Linked DNA regions of Homo sapiens: all the other regions are linked to region 2. A link is a loop called in an ENCODE intact Hi-C map of the cell type or tissue named here. Cell type or tissue: ascending aorta. All regions are shown on one strand. Each heading gives the region's core, and the rest is flanking DNA. Links, peaks and the distances in the headings are about the cores only.

Region 1 (5,000 bases), core at 1-5,000, 150 kb before region 2:
TATATTGAATTTATTTGGCATGTATGTATTAATAGAAGTAAAATATATGACAATAGCACAAATGCTAGGAGAGGGAGAACTGAAAAGACATTGCTTTAGGGTTCTTAAATCATACACAAAGCAGCATAACATTATTTGAAGGTAGACTTCGATTAAAAGGTGTGTTATGTAAACTTAAAAGCAATGATTTTTTTAATAAGGTATAGTTAATAAGGCAACAGAGAAGATTACATGGAATCATAAAAAATACCAAATCTGTCAAAACAAGGCAGAAATGAAAGGAAAAGAAAACAAAGAACAGATGGGACAAATATAAAACAAATAGCAAGATGGGCAGATTTAAACCCAACCATAGTAATAGTCACATTAAACGTGAATAACCTAAACACCTCAGTTAAAAGGCAGAGATTGTTCTGCGAGGGTGGGAGTAGAGAAACACTGTATCATTCAATCCCTGGTAACCAAAATTCAACAAGAGACATGGTAAGGTCAAGATATAATGTTTAAGAAATTATCTGTGTCATACTGGTGGGACAGCCACATCAAATCTAGTCCTAAATCCCCTGGTGGAACAGCCACATCAAATCTAGTCCTGAGTCCCTTGGCAGCAGAGATACAGCAAGCTAAATAACCACCTCCACCTTCCCACCATCTTTTCCCCAGAAAGCAGGGAAGAGAAACCTTGTCTTCAGATTCCCAAATGATTAACTGGGGAGAGAAGGGGGTCTGTGGTCAGTAGGTGAGACTCTATCTGCAGACTTTCCATGAAAATACTTGATAGAGGTTAAGTTGGAGAGAGGGGAATGTTAAATTGGAAATTCAAAGTTGGTCTTTCTGTAGCTCAAGCCATGACACGAACCCAAACAATGTTCATAATGATTCTCTCAGTAACCATATAAGAAGAATGACTGTATCACCCAGCAAAGCAGACCCTGGAAACAATTCTTTTTTTAATCTAGTACTCAAACGAAAGGTAGATGAATTCAGATTTTTGTAGCAGTCCATCTTTGAACTCCAGGTTGGTCAAATTGCCTTTCTCTGAGCTTCCCCAGCTTTCTCTGCTCTGCTCCACACCCAGCACCACATACACTACCTTGAGGTGATTTTGACATCATACTTGTGCACATCTGAGCTCCATGCTCTGTGACACGGGGGATGGTCTTACTCAGAACAGCAACCCCAGGGCTTTGACCAGAGCCTGACACATGCATGGCAGAGGCTCAGTAAATATCCCTTGACTGATTGACACCCTCAATGTAGGGTTTGTGTTCGTTTCTCTTCCTGGGGCTCAATAAGAATAATGCATGTGGATTTAGGCTGCAGCCAAAACAATGGAAGTAGAACGTTAGGGTGATCATTGCAGCAAAAGTTGTTTGGTCTTTGTTTTTTGTTTTGTTTCATTTTTGAAGCACGGGGCCAGTTGCTGAAGACAAGAGCAGCCCTGATCAACAGAACATTCTGCAATGATGGCAACACCCTACCCGCACCATCCAGGGTGGCAACCACCAGCCACTGGTGGCTGCTGAGCACTTGAGATGGCAAACGAGGAACTGAATTTTACATTTTCTTTCATTTCATCTCATTTAGGCTTAAATAGCTGCATGTGACTAGTGGTTTCTGCACTGGATGGCACAGCCCTGGAGGCTGTCCCCTTCCTCGGTGTGCTCCTACCGGTGGGGCCTGATGAATGTTGGGGGGAGGGGACAGACACCCCCATCTGTTGAACTGGCAAGTGCGGGCGGGGGAGAGGAGGAATTGACCTCCAAACAGCTGGCTTTGTTCTAGGCAGAGTACCATTCCCCCATCTCCCACCACCTCCCCAGGCCCTGGCACGTGGCACTGCGTTGGACACTTGGCACATAGGACTTCTCTGCGTGCCAACTCCCCCGCCTGCCTTCCTCCCTCCTTAATTAACTCTGCAGCAGCAACTTTGTTTCCCTTTGCCAAGATCGGGAGAGGGTCCTGGCATGTGCCAGCAGGGCTGAGAGCACAGGAACAGACCCGCACGGCCTGGCTCCACCCCCTCGCTGGGCTCTAGGAGCCTCCCCAGCCCACCAGAGAGCCTCGGGTCCCAGGCAGGCCACTGGCAGGCCACTGACAGTCCCTGGGCTTTGCCTGTGAGTTAAGCCGGGAGTTGAGTAATTGCTGGCTGGGTTCTGGCTCCTCCCAGGATTCAGCTGGGGGCTAGAAGATGTCTCCATCCCGGGAAACCTGGCAGTCAGCCCAGGGGGCGGGGCTGAGCGGGAGTGGGGGAAGGAGGCCCCTGGGCAGCTCGGTGCCTCTCTCCCCACTCTGCCCTCCCGTCTCTGATGGGCACCAGCGCTCCCTGCTGAGAGAAGCTCCAGCTTGGGAGACGCCTGTGTTTCTCTCTAATAACCAGGGGGCTCCTACCTGCCCTGCCTGCCCTGCTAAACTTCCCGCTGCCCCTCCAGCCTAGGTCTTGCCACAGAGGCATCTGGTCGTCAGCACAGACCAGGCCCACCTGAGGGGGTTGACAGACATGCAGATTTCCAGGCCCAAACCCGGCTATTGCCACCCAACCATCTGGAACAGAACTGGGGACTCTGCATGTTTAACCATCCCCCACGGCGATCCTGGGACTGGCCACCCTGTAGCTCCCAGCTAGGCAGGGGCCAGGCTGCAAGGGGCCCTGCCTCAGCTCCTGCAGGCCGCAGAGGTACCGACTGGTCAACAGAAGCCCGGGGGTCGAAAAGGGACCTCCCCATGCCTGCTGGTTAGAAGATAAAGACGAAGAGTCTCTCTTTGGCTCACAGCCAGGATGAGGAGTCCGTAGGTAGAAGGAGGAGTCTCACAGTCCCTCCCCTGCCCCTAAGCCTCTGCAGAAGTGAGGATCCTGCTCTGAGGAGGAGGATCTACCCAGCAAGGGCCATGCCAGTATTTAACAGCCCAGCCTCCCTTCCTCCAGTGCAGGGCAAGCCTGTCTGCGCTTGCTTCCCCCTCAGGGATGATGTAGAAAAACCCTGTGACCCTGGCCCCTCCAGTCCTGCAGGTGGTCGGGAAGCCCTGCCTGCTTCTGGCCCAGTCCCTGGCTGGAGCTGGAGGCCCTGTTCAATGGGCAGGTGCTGCGTGGAAGACAAGGAACCTCTTCACACGGAGGGCACTCCAGCCTGCCAGGCCCAGCCTGCCCTGGGCGAGCAGCCTCCCTCCCTCCCTCCCCGCCCACTGCTCTCCCCTTAAATGGCCCCTGATGGGTGTCTGCAAACTGGAGCTGAATAAAAATAAACACTACAGAGTGCCTGGCACAGGGAAGGCTCTCTAATATTTGTGAAAAAGGGAGGGAGGGAGGAGGGGAGGGGAGGTCAAGGGAGGGAGGGATGGAGGGAGGCGGGGAGGTCGGATGGGGGAGAAGAGAAGGGGAGGAGAAGGATGGGAAGAGGAGAAGGGGAATGGAGGGGAGGAGAGAAAGGAAGAGAGAGGAGTGGGGAGGTGGCAGGAGGAAAAGGAGGGAGGGACAGAGGAATGAAGGGAGGGAGGAATCATTTTTACAAAGCCAATGGGAGAACAGAAAGAGTGCTGAACTGGAAATTAGAGGACCTGAATTTGGTTCTTTCCCTCTCCTTAACTAATAGCGAACCCTCTCTCTCCAGACCCTGTAGGGGACCCACTGTCTCCAGGCCTCCGTTTGCTCATCTGTAAAGCGAGGGGTGGGCCAGTCACCCCGGCATGAGCTTTGACATTTTAGGATCCCAGCCTTCCCGCTGTGGTTGCAGAAGTGGCTCTTAGGATCCCAGCCTTCCCGCTGTGGCTGCAGAAGTGGCTCCTCTCCAGAACAGCATTTATGGCGTCTGGACTCCCGCCCCAGCTCCCTAACGGGGCAGGGAGCTCGCCTGCTCCTGAAGCATCCGCCTCCCAGCCTCGCGCAGGTGAGGCTCATCAATAACGATGGGCGAGGATGTCAGGCTGCGTCTGAAGCCACCAGGGGCCCAGCAGGCTGCCGCGTGCTTTGTCATAAACTATGTTGTCACCTGGGGAAGAATCATCACCGATAACATATTTCAGGAGACAAAAACAAGAGGTGCATTGATTTTTTCCACGAGGTCAGACAACTTCTGGGAAGGCTCCTGGAACTCAAGTTGTCACGGCATCTCTCCCTGAATATCCGTTTGACCCGGGGTGTTAGTGGCCTCTGACCCAGGTGGGCTCTTTTTCCTGATCACGGGCTGTTCTTTTCAGAGGCCAGCACCATCACTGGCCTTTCTCAGACCCTGAGGATCGAGGCTGACTTGGATCCAGGGAAGATTTGCTCTCTGGCTTCCCCTGATCTGGCTCCGAGAAAGGTCTGCACAGGTGGCTCCGGGAGGGGCTCTGCTGACAGCCAAATCTGCCATTTGTTAAGCTTATGACACACACCAGAGTGACCTGTCTATTTCCCTGGCCACCACCCAGCCCAAAACTGAAGACAGAATGTTCAAAAATACAGTATATTAATAGAAAATCTGAGGCATAGTGAGGCCAACAGATCAGGAGACAACTGCCATTAAAAAGGTAGTTTGCGGCCGTGAGCGGTGGCTCACGCCTGTAATCCCAGCACTTTGGGAGGCCGAGGTGGGCAGATCACATGAGGTCAGGAGTTTTAGACTCGCCTGGCCAGCATGGTGGAACCACCCTATCTCTACTAAAAATATAAAAATTAGCTGGGTGTGGTGGCGGGAGCCTGTAATCCAAGCTACTCAGGAGGCTGAGGCAGGAGAATCACTGGAACCTGGAAGGTGGAGGCTGCAGTGAGCTGAGATCGCACCACTGCACTCCAGCCTGGGCAACAGAGTGAGACCCCATCTCAAAAAAAAAAAAAAAAAAGGTAGTTTGTTACTCACAGTTCCCAAGAGGAGGGGAGCACCACGCCATGCCGCGCCACGCCATGCCACGCCATGCCACGCCATGCCATGCCATGCCACGCCATGTGGGGGCCACACCCGGAGAGCCCCAGAGGGAGCAAGGGGCAGAACGCAGGCAAGCAGTTCCCATGGGAAGGAACAGGC
Region 2 (8,048 bases), core at 1,793-6,792:
TGGAATTACCTGATAATCTACCTGCCTCTCTCTTGGACTACAGTCCCCTTGAGAGTGAGACTGGGTCCAGTAGACTGTTGTCTGCCCAGTGCCCAGCACAGGGTAGATGTCCATGAAATATACATGGACCAGTGACCGACTGAGATTGAGACTTGACTGGAAGCATCTTCCAAATGGCTGCTGGGAGAGCAGCCCATCCGGCACCCCAGCTCATGCCCCATCCCCCACTCCTCCAGCTCCTCTCCTCCCAAGTCCCTGCCGTCACAGCCAAGCTCGCGCTCCAAGGCAGCTCTGCCATCATCTGATGCAGACTCGTCAGCTGTTGCCATGGAGACCAGCCAGCAGTGAGCTCTGTGCCCTCCTGCTGCAGGGGCCGAGCAGAGCATGGGGGCACCCTGAAGCGTGCAGAGAGAACCCATCAAGGAGGAGGCGGGGGGAACGCGTGGCTCTGCATCCAGGCAAACCTGGAGTTGGGCCCCATCTGCCCCTACTCTCCTTCCTACACCTGTGACACCTCAGGCAAGTTGCTTCATCTCCCTGAGCCTCCCGTGAAATGCAGAAGATCCCAGCCACCCACTGTTATTGAAGGATGGGATCGACCCATTAGGGCATGGAGCTGTCTCTGTGTCATTTTGGTGTGCCAACCCCTGCCTTGGCTTTCTGGGGGCTGTTTTGAGTGTTCTCTCCCCTTGAACTTTGTGTCCAACTCTCCCCACCTCAACTCAGATGAGGCTGAAGGAAGGAGAGATTCCATTCCTACAATAGCACAAAAAGATTTTCTGTGACATTTGAAAACAAGAAGAAGCCTACAGGTTTGTTAACCAAATTTTGAACTTGGTCTGGCTCTGAGGGCTACTAATGTGGGGGCCACATTGGTTGCTTCCTGCAGTGAGCTAAGGGCTATGGGCAACTCTGCTCATGAAGAGCTTAAGGTGGCATCTCACTTGCAGGACAGCCTCCAGGTCTCACTGGAGTCAGGGAAAGTGATGGTTGTCCTATCTCCTTGTTGCTTTAAATGGTAGCTATCTCTGAAGATGGCTGAATGTCCCTGTGCCCACTGGGGACTTTGGGAACAGAAACATGCCAAGATGCTACAACCGGCCCTGGGCACAAAGCCACCTCTCCAGCTTTCCATGCCCAGCATTAGTCCTGGCATGGAGCTGAACACCTGTGTCTGAGGCAGGCCTAGGCCCTGATGCAAAATGTACCACCCACCTCCTTCTGCCAAATGTCAACTCGACCCAGCTGCAAGGCAGAGAAAACTTGGCAGTGTTCCCAAAGGGGACAGGAGATTGTCTCTTTTGTTAAATGAATGGATGGATGGATGGAGGATGGATGGATAGATAGATAGATGGGTGGATGGGTGAAAGGGTGGGTGGATAGGTGGTTGGATGGATGGGTGGATGATTGGATGGATGGGTGGATGGATGGGTGGGTGGGTGGGTGGTGAATGGGTGGGTGGGTAGATAACTGGATGGGTGGATGGGTGGTTGAATCGGTGGATGACTAGGTGAAAGAATGGATGAATGGATGGGTGGGTGGATGAATGGATGGGTGGGTGGGTAGGTGGATGGATGGATGGGTGAGTGGGTGGATGGATGGATGGGCGGGTGGGTGGATGGATAGGTGGGTGGGTGGATGATTGGAGACAGGAAAGAAAGAGAGAGAGAGAGAGAGAAAGGGAGGGAGGGAGGGAAGGAGGGAGGGAGGGAGGAAAGAAAGAAGGGAAGGAAGGAAGGAAGGAAGGAAGGAAGGAAGGAAGGAAGGAAGGAAGGAGAGAGACAGAAAGAGAGAGAGAAAGAAAAGAAAGAGAGAGAGAAGGAAGGGAGGAAGGAAGGAAGGGAGGGAGGGAGGGAGAGAGGAAGGAAGGAAAGAAGGAAGGAAGGAGAGAGAAAGAGAGAGAGAGAAAGAAAAAGAAAGAAAGAAAGACACAAAGAGAGAGAGAAGGAAGGGAGAAAGGAAAGAAGGAAGGAAGGAAGACAGACAAAGTGAGGAAGATTGCACCAGGATTGCCTCAGATGGGTCTTGCTATGAATAAAATTCAATAATACCAAGAAGAGCTTTACAAAAAGAGAGAGAGAGATAAGGTCAAAGAGACTTTTATGTGCTTCATGAATGAAGAACACTAAGGAGAAACGTTCCAGAAAATTTAGAGGAAAAAAAAAGTGGCTGAACATAAATTTTTGGTGAGGATAATAAAAATAAATAATGCCATAAACTCTTAGAAAACCTGGTGGTTTTCCTTCAAGGGCTTCAGTTAACTCCAGAGTGAGCTGTGAGCTGTGTCCAATTCCGTCATTTCACGGAGCAGGACACTGAGCCACGGGCCATTGAGACTTGCGTGTAATGCGGAGCTGGCGAAACACAACAGTGAGGTGTTTATTGGAGAATTTTGAATATGACTAAGTCCTTCTTTACAGAGCTTAGCATTTTCATCGTCTGTTTTAGGATGAGAGAACAGCATCAGCAGCATTCGGCACGATTGACAGGTTGTGTTTGCTCTTTGCTTATACCTCCTAAAAAGTGGACTGTCTTGGAAGTTTTATTGTAGTTCCCCTCGAAGCAGCCGCAGGTGCTCACTGGCTCACTGACAGCGAGGAGGTGATGCAATGGGCGCAGTCATTCCTCACTGCCATCGGCGTGTGCAGCTTGGGGAAGCACCACAGCACCGGGCGTGGCTCAGTTGACCAGCTGAAGGTTCCAGATCATGGAGGCAGAGAGGAGAAGCTGGCGACAGAGGGCAAGGCGGGATCTGTGGAGGCTCTTCCTCTGCCACTGTGGAACCCTGAGCCAGCCCCCTGCCTCGGGCCTGTCTATATTCCCACAGAGATGTGGAGAGCTGTTATGTGTAGCTAGATGGGTTCTAACGTGTCTCCCAGGGCTGGTATTTGGAAGAAATAATAAAGAGGAAAAAGACATTGCTGATGGATCCCAGTGGATCATGCCTGAGGTTTGGGAGCAGCCCCGGTCTTCCTTATTGAGTCTGTGTGATCTAAGTTTCCCCTCCTGTGACCTGCAGCTTCCTCCCACAGAGCTTTGCAAACTGTTTTGGCATTAGGATCCTTCTGGGAAATAGCACCTTACTCAAGACCCCAAAATATGACACAGATTAAAAAGGAGGCATGTCGTTCTGGGTGGGACGTGGGCTGCCCTACCTGACACCCTGCCTGTTGGGGCTCCCATTTCCACCCTCTCCACCCCGAACTCTGAAAACCCCTGTGCGACAGGGAACTGGCTTTGTCTTGTCTCCTCACAGCCTGACAGCCACAACTCTATTATACAGTAAGACCCCCGAGGCTAGGGACTAAGTCCTGTCTTTTTATCTCCAGCTCCTAGCAGCATTCCTAACCCAAGGCAGCCACACAGTGTTTGTTGAGTGAATGAATGACCTGGGAACTAGTCGCTAGAATAATGCTACATAACAGACAACCCCAGAAATCTCAATGACCTACAGCAACAAAGATCAACATTTTTTCTTCTTAATGGGTACAGATCAGCAGAGGCTGGGCTCCATGTGTAATTTCAGGGCTCATGGCCACACCCAGCATTGACGCGGAGCAGGGAAAAATTCTGCACCCACTCTTGGCGGGGGAGGGCGGGAACGCACTGCAAAGCCACCTGGCGAAAGAGGCAAATGTGAAATTCTACACCAGGGAGGGAGGGAAGAATTAGAAACAGGAATCCAATCTGCCACAAACTAGAAAATGGAAACAATAAAAAAGAATGCCTCCGTGGCGTGGTAGAGGTTGTTACAGCGTCATGTGTTTCAAGCTGCTGTAGGCTACAAAGCCAGGGGTGAGTGGAGCAACCGCGTGCTGTTAATGCCACGTCCCCTCTGCTGCGATCACCGCGCAGTGACCGGAAGGAGAGCTCATTCTCACAGAGGGCGATGACGTGCCGGACACAGGGACCCTTGCGCAACAAGGTCCACCACACAGAGGGATTGAAGCCGTGCGTTCTGCTCTAACAACCGCCCGAGCTGCCCCTCCTCAGAAAATGACCGATTAGGAAGGGAGGCTGGCCTGGCATCTCAAAAGCTGTCAGGACAGAGAAAAATGGGGATATTGTCAGCACTTCAGGCTCGGTGGCGGTATATCCGAGGATGTGAGGGTGTCTGCGTAACTGGCATCGGAATCGAAAGGCCCCGCCTCCCCCATGCACGGGTGCGCGCACACACTCACACCCTCCCTCCCTCCTGCTCCCCCAAAGGGACTCGAATGAAAGGCGTAAATACACCGTGTCTGCCTACCCGAGGGCTGCTGTGAGTGTCAGATGAGAAAACGCCTGGGGTAGTGGCCCGAGACTGAAGCGCGCTCCACGCCTACCAAGTGCCGCTCAACCCCAATTCTGCTCTCGGGGAGAGAAGAGAACTCCTGCCAGACCCGAGTGTTTTCAGAAGTTTGTCAGTTTAGACTTTCCTTTTTTTCCTTTCCAAAGCTCCGCTCACCCAAGAGAATAATGTAAACATTCATGATGGCGTTTTCATAGTCCCGGAGGCATTGATCATGATTGTGAATCTGAAAAGAGCTGAGTTATTCATGTTTGACAATTCAGTCATGCAGCACTCCACATGTTACAATCTTTAATGGTGAACATTGCTTTTACTTTCCAAGCACTTTCTCATCTGTTGTCTCATAGGGGAGGAGTTATTCTCCCAATTAGGGCAATCAGAAAACAGGGATCAAGGCCAGGCACGACGGCTCATGCCTGTAATCCCAACACTTTGGGGGGCCGGGGCAGGAGGATCACCTGAAATCAGGAATTTGAGACCAGCCTGGTCAACATGATGAAACCCCATATCTACTAAAAAAAAAAAAAAAAAAAAAAAAAAAAAAAAGGTTGGGTATGGTGGCATGCACCTGTAATCCCAGCTACTCAGGAGGCTGAGGCAGGAGAATTGCTTGAACCCGAGAGGGGGAGGTTGCAGTGAGCCGAGATGGCACCACTGCACTCCAGCCTGGGTGACAGAGCAAGACTCTGAGAGAAAGAAAGAAGCAAGAAAGAGAGAGAGAGAGAAGAAAGAGAGAGAGAGAGAAAGAAAGAAAAAAAAAGAAAAAGAAGAAAGAAAGAAAGAAAGGGAAGAGGAAGGGGAAAGTGAAGAGGAAGGGAAGAAAGGGGAAGGGAAGGGAAAGCAGAGGTCAAAAAGGATCAGGCCACTCGCCTACTGGGGGATAGCGCATGGAGGAATCAGACCCCACAGCCTGCTCTTCTTCCCCCTAGAACCCTCACCACTGCCAGATCACTGGGCTATGCACTGCTTCCCTCAAAATGCCTTCAGCTTTCTTTCCCCAACCCCTGAGACTTAAGGATCCCACCTCCCTCCAGAGGCCTGTGTCCCGTCCCCATTTGTTCCTCATTTCCCTGGGGTCTTTTTGCATCTCCCTTCTCTCCCTCTGCACAGCCACCGTCCTGCCTCCCTATACAAACCCCAAAGTAACCTACTCTCCCCACAGATCCTCCAGACAGACAGACACCCACCTGCTGCCTTGGCATGGGCTCCCCTGAAAGCAGTGTCTGGGGCTCGAGCTGGTGGGCAGGCATGAATTTGTGTCTGCAGGGGTTTGAACTGTGTTCTCCAAGCGATCATACCCCCAGCAACTGTAAATGTGACCTTATTCTGGAATAGCATCTTTGCAGACGTAATCAAATTAAGGCGAGGTCATAGGGTGGGACTTCAGTCCAAAGGCTGGCATCCTTAAAATAAAGAGAATTTTTTTTTATTTTTTATTTTTGAGACAGTGTCTCGCTCTGTTGCCCAGGCTGGAGTGCAGTGACTCAATCTCAGCTCACTGAAATCTCCATCTTTCCGGTTCAAGTGATTCTCATGCCTCAGCCTCCCGAGTAGCTGGGATTACAGGCACCTGCCACCACGCCCAGCTAATTTTTGTATTTTTAGTAGAGATGGGGTTTCACCATGTTGGCCAGGCTGGTCTCCAACTCCTGACCTCAGGTGATCCGCCCTCCTCAGCCTCCCAAAGTGCTGGGATTACAGGAGTGAGTCGCCACGTCTGGCCAGAAAGGGAAATTTGGACACAGAGACACACGCATGAGACCACCAAGGCAGAGACTGGAGTCTACAAGCCAAGGAACGCTGAGGCCTGCAGGCAAGCGCCGGAAGCAAGAAGAGAGGCACAGGGTGGCTTCTTCCCTGGAGCCGTCAGAAGGAACCCACCTCGCTGACACCTTGATCCTGGGCTTCTGGCCTCCAGAGCCGTGAGAGGATCCATGCCTGCTGTTCGAAGGCTCTCAGTCTGTGCGAATTTGTTACAGCAGCCACAGGAAACCGACACAGTGTCCCTCTCCCTGAGGTGTCTACAGTCCTCAGAAAGAGATGAGGCCAGGGTCACTTGCAGAAAGTCCTTTGGGAAGCATCGTGATTGGAGCAGCTGTGGCCCGGCGGGGAAGGCAGGACTTGGAGCGGGAGAGAGCTCTGTGCCAACCCCAGCTTGTCCCCTCGGTGGGGGCAGGTGCTTAGTGTCCCCCACCAGGGGCTCCTCAACTCTCAAGAGGTGAGTTCAATGCCGATCTCCCAACGTTAATGATAATAATAAGAGAGCAGCAGCCCTTGCCAGGCACCCTGCTGGGCATTCGGAGATATGACTTCTCACCCTTCAAGACGAGTCTGGCCATTCCAGGTCAGAGGAACTGGCCGTGAAGAAGCACCCACAACAGCTGGGACACGGCAGGCAACCACCATGCTTCCAGCCTCTCCCGATGGGAAGGTGTCGGCGTGCAAGGAGCTCTTGCAGGAATGCTTGTATCAAAGACCCCAAACAGGGCAGCAGAGGCCCAAGGCTGGCTGGAGTGCCAGGTGTCAGGGCTGCGTGCCCCCCACCCTCCCATCCACTCTCCCCCACCCACCCCCCACAGTTGAGACTCCTCCCTCCTGGGCAAGGGTCTGGTCATCCCCCTGACACCTGGCTTCCTCTGAACTCTGCTCTGAGAGTCACCTTTCATGCATTCGTCATTCACTCAAAAAGCCCACTCTGAGCACCCAGGCTGTGCCCGATGCCATGCTGCAAAACGGAGCCCTTACTTGAAGATGCAAGCCCAGCACACCTCCAACAGAGGTCCAGGCCTTGGGGCAGTGGCAGAAACCTGAGGCCATGCTGGCTTCCCCCCAGCTCCCCATCCCCACCTCCTCCCCTGCCACCTCCCAGGGATGCCTGTAAGCCCAGGTTTCTCCAACTGGGGTCCTCAGGAGCTCTGGGTGAGGGGCTCAGGACACACTCATCAGCACAGCTTGCTGGAGTAATCATTTTACTTAAGTAGATTGGGATGGGAGGAGTAAATGTTGTTGTTGTCATTGTTGTTTTGAGACAGGGTCTTGCTCTGTCTCCCGGGGCTGCAGTGCAATGATGCACTATAGCCTCTAAACCCTGGGCTCAAGCGATCCTCCCACCTCAGCCTCCCAAGTCTTGGGTGCCACCACACTCAGATAACTTTAAAATATTTTGTAGAGATGGAGTCTCCTTATGTTGCTCAGGCTGGTCTCCAACTCCTGGGCTCAAGTGTTCCTCCTGGCCTGGCCTCCCAAAATGCTGGGATTTTAGAGATGAGCCACTGCGCCTGGCCGGTGTTAACTTAAGTAATTTGATTGTTGCACAACCTAAAGCATAATTGTTCTACTAAGACACATAGGACCATATTACAGGGCACAATGTAAAAGTCATGAATTTCTACAACAAGCCTCAGTGGTTCAGAAACTTCTGTTCCCTTCTGCCTGCAATCCCACAGGATCCGCTCTGGCCTGGAGCAAACTCTCATTTTCCCAAGAGAGCAGCGCCCCAGCCTCCCTCCAGGCCCCATTCCAGAATCGCAGCCTCCTCTTGGTCCAGAAGTACTCGTCCCGAAGCCTGCTGAAAGGCTGAAGCCTGGAGTCACAGGAGTGGCTCCTGGGCAGCCATGGAAGCCTCCTTCCCTGTGGTGGCGGCAGCAAGGACACCAGCCATTAATCACTCTTCTCTCCGTTTTGTCAGACCCAGCAGCCTCCTGAAGATGCTGCATAAACACATTTAACCTTTAAAGGGTCGGGTGGCAGCCCCAGG
Region 3 (5,000 bases), core at 1-5,000, 290 kb before region 2:
AGGGTAAGCTTGGGAGATACCATGCCCTGGGACAACCGTCTGCCAATGGGGGACAATAGTCTGCGCCCATGGAGGGACAACTCAGAGGCAGATCCCACGGATTTTTCAGAGGGCTCCTGGTGGGTCTGAGCCCCTGTTGCCCGCACCGATCACCAGCCCAGTGTCATCCTCCCATTGACCACGCTGATCACCAGCCCAGTATCATCCTCACAATTGGCCACGCTGATCACCAGCCCAGTGGCATCCTCGCAATTGGCCACGCTGATCACCAGCCCAGTGACATCCTCACATTGGCTTTCTCCCCACCCGGATCTCACTGCCCTGCCCCTCACTCCAGCTTCCTGGAGTCACCTCCCACCTACACTACCTGCACCCAAGGCCTTGTCTCAGGCTCTGTTTTGGGGGAACCCCGAAAGGCAGAGAGGTCAACCTCACCTGAAGCAGGTGAATTGAGAGGTATTAGGGCCTTGAGGACACCTGAGTTTGACCGGCCAGGCGTCTGACCTCCCTCAGCAGCAGGACCCTGTCTCAATTGTTGTCTCGTGAATCCTCCCAGTGTATAAAGAGTACAAGAAAGGGGTTGGTCCAGCCTCACAAGCATTTACTGAGCACCTACTGTGTGCCAGGCTTACTCCCTCTTCACATGAACTCATCATCACCCCATTCTACAGATGCAGGGAGTGAGGCCTAAAATCATCAGGAAGGATCTGAGGCCACACAGCTGGTAAATGGCAGAGCGGGGGCTGGAGTCCAGGGCCTCTCACTCCAGGTGCGGGCTCCTGTCCTCGCCCCGCTGGCTGGTCTGAGGTGGCTCACTGAGCTGGGCGTAGCTTGAAGCCTCCCTTGGTCCCCTCCAGTCAAGACTGGATTTTCCCGCCAGCTCCCAGCCACTGTCCTTCCTCCCCAGGAACCTTCCGCTGTGTTTTTTGCAAAGTCAGGCTCTCCTAACTCTCTCTCACACCCCTTCCTGTTCAGGCTCCAACTTTCTCTGCCCAGAAGCCCTTGCTGGCATTGGTGCCTGTGCCAAGCTTGCTCAGTGGGAGGTGGGTTCACAGCCTCTCACCTCCTTCCCTGCTCGCTGTCCACAGGACTGTCCAAGTAAAGGTTCCCCTCAACACCACCCCTTCCCTCAACCCCGTCCCAGGTCACCACTCAGAATGACAGCGCTAACCCTTTCTACCCTGCTCAAATCCCAACCCTCACCTTCTGGGGCTGCCCCTGCCTGCCCAGATCACCTTCTTGCTGAGAAAATGGAAGCGTTAAACTCTCAATCCTCTTCAAAGCTCATTAGCCAGAGAAAGCTACACATCAAATTGATTTTAATTCTCCGGGTTCTGGCTAACGCAATGACTTCAGGCCACAGGCGGGGAGGGCAGGGTTATTTTTTTGAGGCTTGCTGGTGTCTCTCTGCCCTTTCCTTCTGGCTGGCTCATGATTCTTGCAATGTGACAAGCTCTGCGCAGTCCCAGGGCCAGGACGCAGGGCGAGCCTTGTGCTCCCCAGGGGCAGGATGGGGGCGGAGGGATGGAGGAGGTGCTGAGCCCACAGCAGTCTCCCTTCCCAGGGCCCTACCCAGAAGCTGTCCCGCCACTCATAAAGAGCCTGAAAGATGGAAAGGATCTCTCTCTTATTCTTGTAATATACTTTGCCCAGAATTCATGATGAAATACATTTTCTCCAGAACGTTTTATGCAGTTAATGGTGTAAAATCAAACCGACTGTTGTCAGACCATTCTCAGTGCCTCCCCTAACCCCAGTATTTGTGCTGAAGATGGTGGGAACTCAATTTGCCCTTCCAGAATATCGCAGAGCCTGGCCCCAGCCTGAGCAATGGCAGCTCTCCAGGAGCCTGAGGTCTGAATCTGCCTGGTACAGCATCCTGGAGAGCACGTGCAGACACAGAAGTACTGTGTGCCCTGTGAAATAGTGGGCCAGGTAGGCATTCTGTCCCATCTGTCATGTGCTCCCTCTGTGTGGCTGCCCTGGAGGTTCTGAGGAGGCCTGCGGGGAGGCCCTAGGTTGTTCCAAACCACCTCTATAAATAGCCAGCTTCAGGAATTCACTGGGAGCCAGGCTGTTTTTATAGGCTTGTATCTTCGTTTTTCCAGTAATCCAGCTGAGTGCTTCTGGACCCGGGCCCCCACCAGGGAACTGACAACCCCACATCTGCCACAGGCAGAAAACTTGTGGGGGTCAAGGGAAGCTCTTTCTCTGCCATTTAAGAAGGAATAGTGGGGGCCGGGGCTGCCAGCCCGCTTGGCTCACAACTTTTGGACTGTCTGGCATTGTGGCCAGCACGTGACTGTGGTTATTTGGGGCAAGCAGGGGTGCCCAAGTCCAGACACATCTCCTCCCAGGCCTGTCCCTCACTGACACATCTGGTAAGCATGCGACGGAGAGAACACTGTGTAACAGGAACCAACGCTGGGCTGTCCCAGGCATCCTTTATGGAGAAAAACTCTTTCTATGGGATCTGAATGCTTCTGCTCTTAAATAATCAGTGTGAATTTCTTCTAAGCAGCCAGTGACTAGCCAACAGTTCGAGTAGGGCAAAGTCAATGATGGACTGGATTTCATTTCTCATCAGTGGCATGAGGGGGGTGAACCAGGGGGTCTCCAGTCCCACTTAGACTCAATTCCATAACCTCAACCAAGCACCTGAGCACGCCGGGCACCTGGGGAACCGAGGGACTTGGTACCAGGAGTGGGGCCCACAGGGCCCTGTGAGCGTGTGGTCAGGGGTGGGGAGAAGCCACGGAGGTCGAGGCAGGGTTGTGCTCGCTCAGAGAACCAGATGGCCAAAAGTCCCAGGAAAGCTGGTCTCTATCCATGCTCAACACAGCTTTTCCTTGTGAAGGGAGAGGGAGGAAAGGGATTACCGGCGCCGGGGAGAAAGAGCCCAGAGCCCCGAGGGAGGTGTGGACAGAGCACTCATGAAGATGAGGAAGAGGAGCTTGAGCGCAGGGACAGTGCACAGCACAGTCTGCATCAGAGGAGATGTCTGGGGTCAGACAGAGACTGAGGGGCCTGCCCCTTGGGGCCCGGTGGCCAGGACTTGGTGCAAAAGCCCCCGCCCCCCACAGCCTCCCTGCTCCGAGCCCCTGGCCTTGTGCATCTCCTGCTCTCCTTCCTGAACTAGCGTTGACCTCACATCGCAGCTGCCCTTCCCTGGCTTCATTTATTCAGGAGAGATCTATGGACTACCGCCATGAGGCACGCTCACTCTCTGTTCAGACCTGACGGCGGATCCCGAGCCACGGACCCTGGCGTTCTCCCCACAGATCAGCTCACCTTCACCCTTTTGATGTTGCCACTTCCAGCTGTTCCAGGGAGATGCCTCCTTGGTCTAGCCCAGCCCCAGGCACACTCTGAACGCAGACCTCAGGCAGCCACCCCAGACCCAGCAGAGGGGACACCAGCATGGGCAGCGCAAGTGGGCCTGACATCAGGAAAGCGACCATCCCTGCCTGTCCCTCCAGGGCTAGAGTCATGACTGTATTTGGGTGTGATTCAGATTCATGTAACAGAGCACAAGTGACATTAAAGGGGAAGAAGAAGTAGATGAAGACATGGCTGAAAGCAGACATTAGCCAAATTCTTACTCTAAGGAGAAATGAGGGGTGAGAAGCCTTTTATCCCTGTTGCTGACTTGTCTCCAGCTCCCAGGTACCAGACTACAGGGGTGGGGGTGGGGCAGGCTCTAGGGAGATTCTCGCTTGGTACCCAGCTCCACACTCTGCAATAGTAGTTGATTTGTCATTGCTGTTGGAATTCATTTTTTTTTTTTTTGAGATGGAGTCTCACTCTGTTGTCCAGGCTGGAGTGCAGTGGTGCAATCTCGGCTCAATGCAACCTCTGCCTCCCGGGTTCAAGAGATTCTCCTGCCTCGGCCTCCTGAGTAGCTGGGACTATAGGTATGCCCCACCATGCCCAGCTAATTTTTGTATTTTTGGTAGAGACGGGGTTTCACCATGTTGGGCAGGATGGGCTCAATCTCTTGATCTCATGATCTGCCCCCCTTGGCCTCCCGAAGTGCTGGGATTACAGGCATGAGACACCGTGCCTGGCCTGGAACTCATTTTTAAATCATGCAACACAGGACTGATTCCCAAAACAGCATCCCTGTGCCTTTGCATGGCCACGTCCTCTTGAAGAAGACCTGTGGACTCCGAGTGGCCAAGGGTGTCCCTTTGGAGCCCAACAGATGGGGCTGAATTCCACTTCTGCTGGTTGCCCGCTGTGTGACCTTAGCCGAGTGTCTGGATCTGGGCCTTAGATCCCTCACCTGTTAAATGAGGCCAGAGCTGGCCACTTTTCAGGGCTGTTGATGAAATGAAGGAGATAAAAGATGCAAAGGAGCTCCGTTTGGTGCTGGGGACGTGCAAGCATCCAACAGGCGACATTTGCCATTCTTAGATAATCACTGTCATTAGAGTGCATGCATTCAAGAACCCACAGACAAGAGGTGGAGGCTCCGCTGGGGCTGGGGCAAAAGATGCTTGCCCAGGACACCACAGATGTCCCTACCCTCACAAGTGACCAGTGGGAAGTGACGGAGAGGAGGTGTGTGGCAAAGCCCTAAGGGTGCCTGCAGCCCGGCCCTGCCAGAGTGCGGTACATTGCCCACTTTCGCAATGGCATCTTCAAGTGGGGGCCTCCTTGACACATGGGCAGTCCCCACTTCTGGTCGCCTCTCCCGCCTTTGACTAATGGCTGACCTGACATCTTTCAGCAAGTGACCTTGTTGCAGCTGGTAATTCAAATATCTTTCAGTGTCAGAAATAATAAGCACCACCATGAGATGAACAAGCAGAGCTTAAGTTAAGCGCAGATTAATGGGGTTTTAATATTCCTAATTTAATCACTCCTTTCTGTCACACTGTGGGCAACATGATGTAGCAGCTAATTATTTTTTTAAACCATGTTGGGGATCTTTCCTAATCAATTTTATATTTAACATGAATGAAGGGAGGGCAGTGATTAATGGGAGAATAAATCTC

The links. Hi-C counts contacts between places; a loop is a spot of excess contacts. Peaks named below come from ENCODE experiments on the same cell type or tissue, not always from the same donor. Only the 100,000 strongest peaks of a DNase experiment are listed, where the experiment ranks them.
Region 1: it touches region 2 in a loop (2.2-fold over the local background); 3 of 110 quality-filtered maps call a loop at or near these places.
Region 3: a loop joins it to region 2, with 4 times the contacts of the local background. A loop is called at or near these places in 4 of 110 quality-filtered maps.

Annotation. Positions count from the first base shown.
Region 1 is chr17:77,732,608-77,737,607 of GRCh38, forward strand. No RefSeq gene overlaps it. Among named protein-coding and RNA genes, the nearest start is that of LINC01987, 6.5 kb to the left of the region's middle. In ascending aorta, for the core only: a CTCF peak has its summit at 2,339; DNase peaks (open chromatin) are centred at 2,214, 2,564, 3,174 and 3,804; H3K4me3 peaks cover 2,501 bases; H3K27ac peaks cover 3,850 bases.
Region 2 is chr17:77,883,913-77,891,960 of GRCh38, forward strand. It overlaps LOC107985087 (a long non-coding RNA gene), which reads right to left. Exons shown (of 4, transcript XR_001753033.2): 2 at 6,173-6,312; 3 at 5,479-5,694; 4 at 4,638-4,749. It overlaps LINC01973 (long intergenic non-protein coding RNA 1973), which reads right to left and starts at 175. Exons shown (of 2, transcript NR_028337.1): 1 at 10-175. RefSeq lists enhancers at 6,415-6,915, 7,356-7,904. In ascending aorta, for the core only: no CTCF peak of the experiment used is centred there; DNase peaks (open chromatin) are centred at 2,640 and 3,879; H3K4me3 peaks cover 1,447 bases; H3K27ac peaks cover 1,621 bases.
Region 3 is chr17:77,600,279-77,605,278 of GRCh38, forward strand. No RefSeq gene overlaps it. Among named protein-coding and RNA genes, the nearest start is that of LINC01987, 130 kb to the right of the region's middle. In ascending aorta, for the core only: no CTCF peak of the experiment used is centred there; DNase peaks (open chromatin) are centred at 1,033, 1,483, 2,013 and 2,323; H3K4me3 peaks cover 1,730 bases; H3K27ac peaks cover 4,899 bases.